Linked DNA regions of Homo sapiens: regions 1 and 3 are each linked to region 2. The links are chromatin contacts, found by Hi-C or POLR2A ChIA-PET in ENCODE. All regions are on one chromosome and are shown on one strand. Each heading gives the region's core, a stretch centred on a gene start or an enhancer-like site at or near the end of the contact. The rest is flanking DNA. Distances are from core to core; before and after follow the strand shown.

Region 1 (2,700 bases), core at 25-2,524, 320 kb after region 2:
TGTGCTCCCGCAAGACTGGGCCTTGTCTGCCTCCAGACACTCCGTACTCTCTCTCACTGCTTAGATGGCTCTTTCCATCCCTCTTCCATCCTCCAAACACGCCATCCCTTCCCATGATGCTGCATTTTCCAGTGAGCAGACTAAGCTCAGAGCATCAGCAAAACCCTCCGTTTTTCTTGAAACTTTGAACTTCATGGAAGTTGCTCACCTTCTGCCTAACCACAGGGAAATGGCCCCAGGAAGTCTTCCCAGTCCCCATGTGGGTGAGGGCCTTGCCTCCTGTTCCAGGTCCACCCACATCTTTCCTATTTGGCCATGTCCATGTGTTATTATTACTGTTGGTTTGGTTGTTGGCTTCTTGGACAGACTATAAACCACAGGAGGACAGGCTTCAACCTTATTTATTCTCTGCTATGGCCCCAAGGCCTGGCACACAGCAAATGCTCTGTATAGAGTCATGAATGAGTGAACAAACAAATAAGTGAACAAACAAATAAATGAACAAACTCAGGATACCGGAACAATCCCTTAAACTGCCTGCAGGGCCAGGTTTGGCAGAAGAGCCTTCCTCTTTATGAACACAGATGGCAGAAGTAGGACAAGTCAAAGTGAATGTCAAATTTTTGTTTTAAATCAGGAAGAACCTTCTAATAACATAGATTGCATTGTGAAGTAGTGAGCTGTGGTCACCAAAGGGGTTTACAAGAAGGCTAGTGGGCTCTCTATGAGGAACAGTCTGCAGAAAGAATTCCAGACTGGACAGAGGTTGTGAATTCCCAAGGTCCCACGCCAGCTGGGCTGTTGAGGAAGCCATGAATGTATCTTTATGGCGAGGGAGGATTGAGGAGATAGATTTTTTTTCCACTTGAGGAATTTGGTTTTTTCGTTTGTTTTTGCTTTTTTCAGTTTTTTTGAGACAGAGTCTCACTCTGTCGCCCAGACTGGAGTGCAGTGGCCCGATCTCAGCTCACTGCAACCTCCACCTACCAGGTTCAAGCAATTATTGTGCCTCAGGCTCCCGAGTAGCTGGGACTACAGGCACGTGCCACCGTGCCAGGCTAATTTTTCTATTTTTAATAGAGACGGGGTTTCAGCATGTTGGCCAGGCTGGTCTCAAACTCCTGGACTCAAGTGATCTGCCTGCCTTGGCCTCCCAGAGTGCTGGGATTACAGGTGTGAGCCACCGTGCCCAACTGGAATTTAGGCTGGCTGAGCAGAGCTGGCCAGGTTCACTCATCCATACTTCCCCATCCCAGCCCATCACTTCTCAGGCCTGCAAGAGGCCATGTGACTGGCACTGGTGACACCTGGTGGCCAGTTGGACAAGGAGAGAGACAGCTGTCTATCTGGTTCATGGCTGTATCCCAGGCCTGGCAAAGAGAAGGCTCTCCCCTTTGAGGGATGAATGAATGAATACAGACTAGAAAGAGGAAAAGGAGGAATAGATACTCTCTCTTTAGCCTGGAGACCCACCAGGGCAATGAACCAAGACTGCATGAGAAGGCCAGAAATTCATCTGCTCAGGGTTGTGCAGACAGAAGGGCCTCTGCTCTCTCTTACCTCCCTTGTCTGTGCCTGTCCTGTGTTCTAGGGCACCTGTGAGGCAGGGGAGGGGCTATTTTGGGAAAAGGCTGATGTTAATTAAAGCTGCTTCTGCATCTGAGCTTAATCATGCTCTGAAGCTATGAATAGAGAGACCCGTGGGCTGGGTTGGAAGTGCCTGAGCAACACTCCTTTCAGAGAGAGGACACTGAGGCCAAGAGAGGGCAGGAGCCTGCCTAAGGTTCCAGAGCCAGGACTCCCAGCTCCAATTCATTAAGCCGTAGCACTGGTCACCTAAGATAGAAACACAGAAGAAAACAGTTGGTGTGGAGCCTGGAGGAGCAAGCACAAGCACCCTAGCCTGGCAGGCAGGGAGCGTTAACATCACCACTGACTCCGCCCGGCATGCACCTTTCCTTCCAGCCAAAAAGCCGAGGATCTGTGGGCTGCACCAAGTGTGCATCCCTCCCAACTCACCCAGGCTCCCTCCTCTCAATCACTCTGCTTTACACCCATCCCTTCAAGTGTATGGGCTGGCTTAACCTCTCTGGGCCTCAGTTTCCTAATCTGCAGAGGGATTGTTTGAAGTGTGAAAGAGACTATGTGTCAAGTGTATAGAACAGTATTTGACACATGGTCAGCATCCAGTAAGAACTACAGCTGCAGTCAGGCGCTGTGGTTCAAACCTGTAATCTCAGCACTTTGGGAGGATGAGGCAGATGAATCACCTGAGGTCAGGAGTTCAAAACCAGCCTGGCCAAAGTGGTGAAACCCCATCTCTACCAAAATACGGAAAGATCAGCTGGGCATGATGGCACATGCCTGTAATCCCAGCTACTCAGGAAGCTGAGGCAGGAGAATAGCTTGAACCCAGGAGGCAGAGGTTGCAGTGAGCTGAGATCACGCCACTGTACTCCAGCCTGGGCAACAGTGTGAGACTCCATCTCAAAAAAAAAAAAAAAAATGCCAGGCGCGGTGGCTCACACCTGTAATCCCAGCACTTTGGGAGGCCGAGGCAGGCGGATCACTTGAGGTCGGGAGTTCAACACCAGCCTGGCCAACATGGTGAAACCCTGTCTCTACTAAAAATACAAAAAATTGCTCAGGTGTGGTGGCACACGCCTGTAATCCCAGCTACTCGAAAGGCTGAGTCAGGAG
Region 2 (2,700 bases), core at 69-2,568:
CCTGAGGTCAGGAGTTCGAGACCAGCCTGATCAACATGGAGAAACCCTGTCTCTATTAAAAATAGAAAATTAGCCGGGCACGATGGCGCATGCCTGTAATCCCTGCTAATCGGGAAGGTGAGGCAGGAGAATCGCTTGAACCTGGGAGGCGGAGGTTGCTGTGAGTCGAGATGGCACCATTGCACTCCAGCCTGAGAAACAAGAGCGAAACTCCGCCTCAAAAAAAAAAAAAAAAAAAAAAAACTGTTTATAAACACATCACTTTCTTCTCTTAGCAAATATGTAAGTTTCATTCTCCTCCTGTCTACTTAGTTTGGGTTAACTTAACCCCCGCCCCATCTCTCAGATCATGTTTTTATTTAGGTTTATTGAGGTGGGAAAGCCAACTGAACTTTAAACGAAGCCAGGCATTTAAGAATATTAGAAAACTGATCTTACATATATAGGTAGTCAAATATTTTTAAAAGACATCAAATGGCATTCTAATTCCTCCGGTGCAAAGAAAGCCCCAGCCTCACACGTGTTAGCATTTCCTGATTCCTGGCTTTTCCCACTCAGAGCCCCATTCCAGGGGCTCATATGTCAAGTCATTCTCTCCTGACTTCTGAAGCAGGGATTTTCAAAGCCAGGATTCCGGGACCACCTGAATGAGAACCCCCTGGGGTACAGCTGCCCACGCACCATCTTATCGGAAATCCCAGGGAATGGAGCCCAAGGCTTATGCACAAAGCCCCTAGACGATCCGAGAGATAACACTAACCAGTCTGTAACCTCTAAAGGCAAATTTTCCAGGACAAAGAAAAACAAGCAATAAGAGAGTGACAATAATTCCACATGGGAAGAGACACACGGGTCTCGGAGATCAACACCAAACCACCCCTTCTTCGGACAGATACGGAAACTTAGGCTGGGAGAATGAAACAGGCAAGGGCACTAAAAACAGGTGCGGAGCCAAAGCCAATCTCAAATTTCCACGGCCCCATCTCCTGCCAATAAAGAGGTGAATGGAGACATTCTGAGTGGGAAAGATAAGAAAGGTAGGCCTTCGGCAGGGAGCCCCGGGCCCACTTGGACGTCCCGCTTTGGAGACACTAGTGAGGATGTGTGGGTCCCCAGAACACTGCTGGGAAGGCGCCGAGGCCGCCGGCAGGAGGAGGCCCAGGAAGCGCCCTGAGCCCCCCGCCCAGCTCCAGGGCCGGGCGGCCCTCACCGCCCCTACCTTCGGCCTCCGGCAGCCGAGTGGCAGACACAACTCCCACAATTCCAGGCGGCCGCGGCGGCGACCAGCTCCCCCTGCGCAAACGCGGCGGCGACCGTCTGAGCCGGTGAGCTGGCAGCTGTCACGCCGCTCGCGGCCTCGCCCAATCGCGGGCCGCCAGACCAGCGCGCGGCGCCCCCCGCCCCGCACCGAGGTGGGAGCCCCGCCCCTAGCCCCGCCCTCTGCAGACTCTTGCACGAGCTGCCCCCGTGCCCCTCCCCTTGGGGGGAGGGAGGGCTGAAGAGATAGCTTCACGCCTGCTTTTGCTTCCAGGCTGGAACTGCGAAGTTTCCTGTCTGATTTTCCAACAATGTAATTTCTTTCTAGCGGAAGGACCCTCAGAAAGCAATCAGAGGGGTGCGGAGTAAAAATAAATCAAGTTCTTGTGACTCAGTTTGGGACAGAAGCCGAGAGTCTCCAGCAATAAAATTTCTCGCAAATTCATGCAAAATAGGACACCTTTAAGCCACTCACTTTATATACTTGTGTAGATTTTTTACAAGGACCAGTTATTTTAAAAATAGCATCAGGTGGCCGGGCGCGGTGGCTCACACCTGTAATCCCAGCACTTTGGGAGGCCCAGGCAGGCAGATCACTTGAGGCCAGGAGTTCAAGACCAGCCTGACCAACATGGTGAAACCCCCGTCTCTACTAAATATACAAAAATTAGCCAGGCGTGGTGGCGAGCGCCTGTAATCCCAGCTACTTGGGAGGCTGAGGCAGGAGAATCGCTTGAACCCACCAGGCAGAGGTTGCAGTGAGCTAAAATCGTGCCACTACACTCCAGCCTGGGTGACAGAGTGAAACTCTGTCTCAAAATCTAATAAAATAAAATAAAGGTCACTTGCGATTCTGATTTTTTTTTAAGACAGAATCTGTGTCCCCCAGGCTGGAGTGCAGTGGCAGGATCTTGGCTTATCACAGCCTTGACCTCCCAGGCTCAAGGGATCCTCCCCCTCAGCCTCCATCCAGTAGCTGGGACCACAGGCGCGTGCCACCGTTGCCAGGCTAATTTTTTTTTTTTTTTTTTTTTTACAGACAGGGTCTCGCTATGTTGCCCAGGCTGGTGTCAACGCAGTTGTAATTCTGCTGTACCAGTGAATATCATGCTTTCTGTACCAGGTGCTGCATATATATTTTATTTACTTATAACGTCCTCTGAGCAGAATGGTCATCCCCTTTTTATAAATGGAGAAGCTGACGCTCAAAGAGGCTAAAGGAGTTATACAAAGTCATACAGTCAGGAAGTGGTAGAACTGGGAGTTAAAGCTAGATTTAAGTGTCTCCAATGTCCTGTTCTCTTTCCACTATTCCACTTTTAGACCTTCCCCTTGCCTAGACATGCTTAACCTGATGAATAAAAATGACTGCCCCCTCCTGCCCTCAGATCCCCCACATAGTGATTCCTGGTCATTCATGAGTGGAGAAAACAGTAATCCAGA
Region 3 (2,700 bases), core at 98-2,597, 360 kb after region 2:
TTTTCAGCGGACCCTCCTGATGGGTATCTGGAGCACGAGGTTGGTTTTTTTTTTTTTTTTGGAGATGGAGTTTTGCTCGTCGCCCAGGCTGGAGTGCAATGGCGTGCTCTCGGCTCACTGCAACCTCTGCCTCCTGGGTTCCAGCGATTCTCCTGCCTCAGCCTCCCCAGTAGCTGGGTTTACAGGAACCTGCCACCACTCTCGGCTATTTTTTTTTTTTTTTTTTGAGACGCATTCTTGCTGTTGCCTAGGCTGGAGTGAACTGGCGTGATCTCGGCTCACGGCAACCTCCGCCTCCCGGATTCAAGCGATTCTCCTGCCTCAGCCTCCCGAGTAGCTGGGACTACAGGCGCCTGCCACCATGCCCGGGTAATTTTTGTATATTTAGTACAGAAGGGGTTTCACTGTGTTGGCCAGGCTGGTCTCGAATTCCTGACCTCGTGATCCGCCTGCCTTGGCCTCCCAAAGTGCTGGGATTACAGGCGTGAGTGACCGTGCCCGGCCTAATTTTTGTATTTTTAGTAGAGATGGGGTTTCACCATGTTGGCCAGGCTGGTCTCGAACTCTTGACCTCAGGTGATGCGCCAGCCTCAGCCTCCCAAAGTGCTGAGATTACAGGGGTGAGTCACCGCGCCCAGCCGTTGGTTTTAACTATTTGGGGCACACACTGTGATTTTTTTTCTGACGCAGCTGGTACAGTGCTTGCTTGTAACAATTTGCAATTCACTAAGCTGAGCAGAGTCTGGACACCTCGAAGGCACACATACATGCCAGTGGCTGAGAACACAACATTCAAATCCTCTCCATCTGGGGCCTTGGTCCGGAAGGCCAATCTCACTGCAACCCGAGCGGCTATGAGACATCTCCCTCGTGGCAGGTGCCCGAGCTGTAGCCACGCGGCCTCTGGAAAGAGATGTGCTAAGTCCCAGGACTTCAGAAGAGCTCTGTGACCTTGGCCAAGTCCCTTCCTCCTTCAGGAGCGCTGCAGTGGGCCTAAGTGCCTCCTCCCGGGACTAGTACGGGGACGGTCGTGAGATCTGGACAACATTCGCCTTTTAATATTTATTGATCTTTTGTGACACGCGCGTGGGTTTCCATCAGCAATGAAGTCAACGGTCGCGGCGCTGGAGCCTGCAGAACTCGCGCTCTAGATCTCGCGAGATCTCCGCCCAGGGCTTCGCAGCGTCACGCCCTCCGGGGCCGTGGCGGCGACGGCGGTGCGTAGCTTACTCACAGGGGCGGCCCGTATCCCTCCGCCGCCGGCGCGGCTCGGCCCTCCCTCCCCTGGCCCGCCAATCCCCGCGCCTCCCGACCTGCCCCTCGGTCGGGCCCACCCCGTGCTCCGACGGCCCCACCCCGGCGGCGCAGCCCGCCCGCCCGCGCGTCCCTCGGTCCACCTGCAGCAGGGAGGAAGACAGGCAATCCCTCCGGCTGTCCGACCAAGAGAGGCCGGCCGAGCCCGAGGCTTGGGCTTTTGCTTTCTGGCGGAGGGATCTGCGGCGGTTTAGGAGGCGGCGCTGATCCTGGGAGGAAGAGGCAGCTACGGCGGCGGCGGCGGTGGCGGCTAGGGCGGCGGCGAATAAAGGGGCCGCCGCCGGGTGATGCGGTGACCGCTGCGGCAGGCCCAGGAGCTGAGTGGGCCCCGGCCCTCAGCCCGTCCCGCCGGACCCGCTTTCCTCAACTCTCCATCTTCTCCTGCCGACCGAGATCGCCGAGGCGGCCTCAGGCTCCCTAGCCCCTTCCCCGTCCCTTCCCCGCCCCCGTCCCCGCCCCGGGGGCCGCCGCCACCCGCCTCCCACCATGGCTCTGAAGAGAATCCACAAGGTAAGCGGCCGGAGGTCGGCTGCGCTGCTGGCCAGCTGAGCAGGCTGCGGCCTGCACTTCCCGCCGTAGTCTCCGTCGGGCTCGCGGCCTCCTTGGATCTTGCTGCCGGTGCTGGCCCCTCGGGGCGGCCTCCATACCCCACTCCCAGTGATGGCGCCCGTGGAGGCCCCGGCGCGCAGCCCGCGCTTAGGCCGGAGGTGCTCTCGCGGCCTCAGCGTTCCTCCCCGGCTGCCCTTCCAGGCCCGCATGGTGTGGACTCTTAGGGCTTCTCTCCAGTCTGGGACTGCCGCTGCACTTGAGGGCCATTGTCGGGCCAGGATGGCGGGGTTGGGGCCGAGGGGGGCGCTGGGGCGTTGGGCGGCCCCTTCGACAGAGGTCGAAAGGGCTTCTCGCCCCATTTCTGTTCCCTCCTCCCACACCTGCCCTAGCTCCCTCCACAAAACCGCCTGAGCTCGGGCTGACAGAGGAAGCCGTTTTGCCCGATCCACAAGTATATCCTGAGTTCACTTACCTCTTGGGTGGCAGCACACATCGGTCCACCCTGCTTGTCCAGAAACTGTTAAGAGTTGGAAGTTCAGAAGAAAAAAAAAAGGTGACTTAATGAGGGAGGAGGGAAGTAGAGGGAGAATCATTTTATTCCTTGAGGTTGCTGTATGTAGTTAGAAACTAACACTTCCGTTTTGCAGGATTGGATCTAATAGAAAAGCTGTACATTGGCAAAGGTAGAGGTAGAAACCTGAACATTGAAAACCACCAGAGAAATTATACAAAAGTTCCTTTCACAGCCTCTTCGCAAAATGGACTTGACGCTATTAGGTGATATGTTTACCGAGACTCTTAACTGGGAAGGGGTTTTACTAGATTTTGTATTAAAAA

Evidence for each region. A loop is a pair of places that touch in the nucleus more often than their neighbours do. ChIA-PET counts read pairs that join two places held with the same protein, here RNA polymerase II (POLR2A). Pooled maps may share reads with other maps.
Region 1: a loop to region 2 is called in a map of naive thymus-derived CD4-positive, alpha-beta T cell, with 3 times the contacts of the local background. The contact joins the enhancer-like site here to the promoter of SIL1 in region 2. A Hi-C loop is called at or near these places in 1 of 168 maps with a recorded cell type or tissue (naive thymus-derived CD4-positive, alpha-beta T cell) and 5 of 50 pooled maps. POLR2A ChIA-PET finds 5 or more read pairs at or near these places in 2 of 52 experiments (AG04449 and RWPE1).
Region 3: a map of CD4-positive, alpha-beta memory T cell shows a loop between it and region 2 (31-fold over the local background). The contact joins the promoter of UBE2D2 here to the promoter of SIL1 in region 2. A Hi-C loop is called at or near these places in 2 of 168 maps with a recorded cell type or tissue (CD4-positive, alpha-beta memory T cell and naive thymus-derived CD4-positive, alpha-beta T cell) and 11 of 50 pooled maps. POLR2A ChIA-PET finds 5 or more read pairs at or near these places in 3 of 52 experiments (AG04449, AG04450 and naive thymus-derived CD8-positive, alpha-beta T cell).

Annotation. Positions count from the first base shown.
Region 1 is chr5:139,512,422-139,515,121 of GRCh38, forward strand. It overlaps LOC124901083 (a long non-coding RNA gene), which reads left to right. Exons shown (of 2, transcript XR_007058961.1): 2 at 1-513. Among named protein-coding and RNA genes, the nearest start is that of STING1, 31 kb to the left of the region's middle. Within about 2 kb of position 1,275, at least 2 of the 41 ENCODE cell types and tissues checked have a DNase peak (open chromatin) inside an H3K27ac peak, as active enhancers do.
Region 2 is chr5:139,197,050-139,199,749 of GRCh38, forward strand. SIL1 (SIL1 nucleotide exchange factor) reads right to left here and starts at 1,319. Exons shown (of 10, transcript NM_022464.5): 1 at 1,220-1,319. RefSeq lists a silencer at 995-1,524.
Region 3 is chr5:139,559,992-139,562,691 of GRCh38, forward strand. It overlaps UBE2D2 (ubiquitin conjugating enzyme E2 D2), which reads left to right and starts at 1,348. Exons shown (of 7, transcript NM_003339.3): 1 at 1,348-1,824. The coding sequence starts at 1,801. RefSeq lists enhancers at 924-1,093, 2,254-2,303, 2,394-2,513 and a silencer at 1,124-1,783.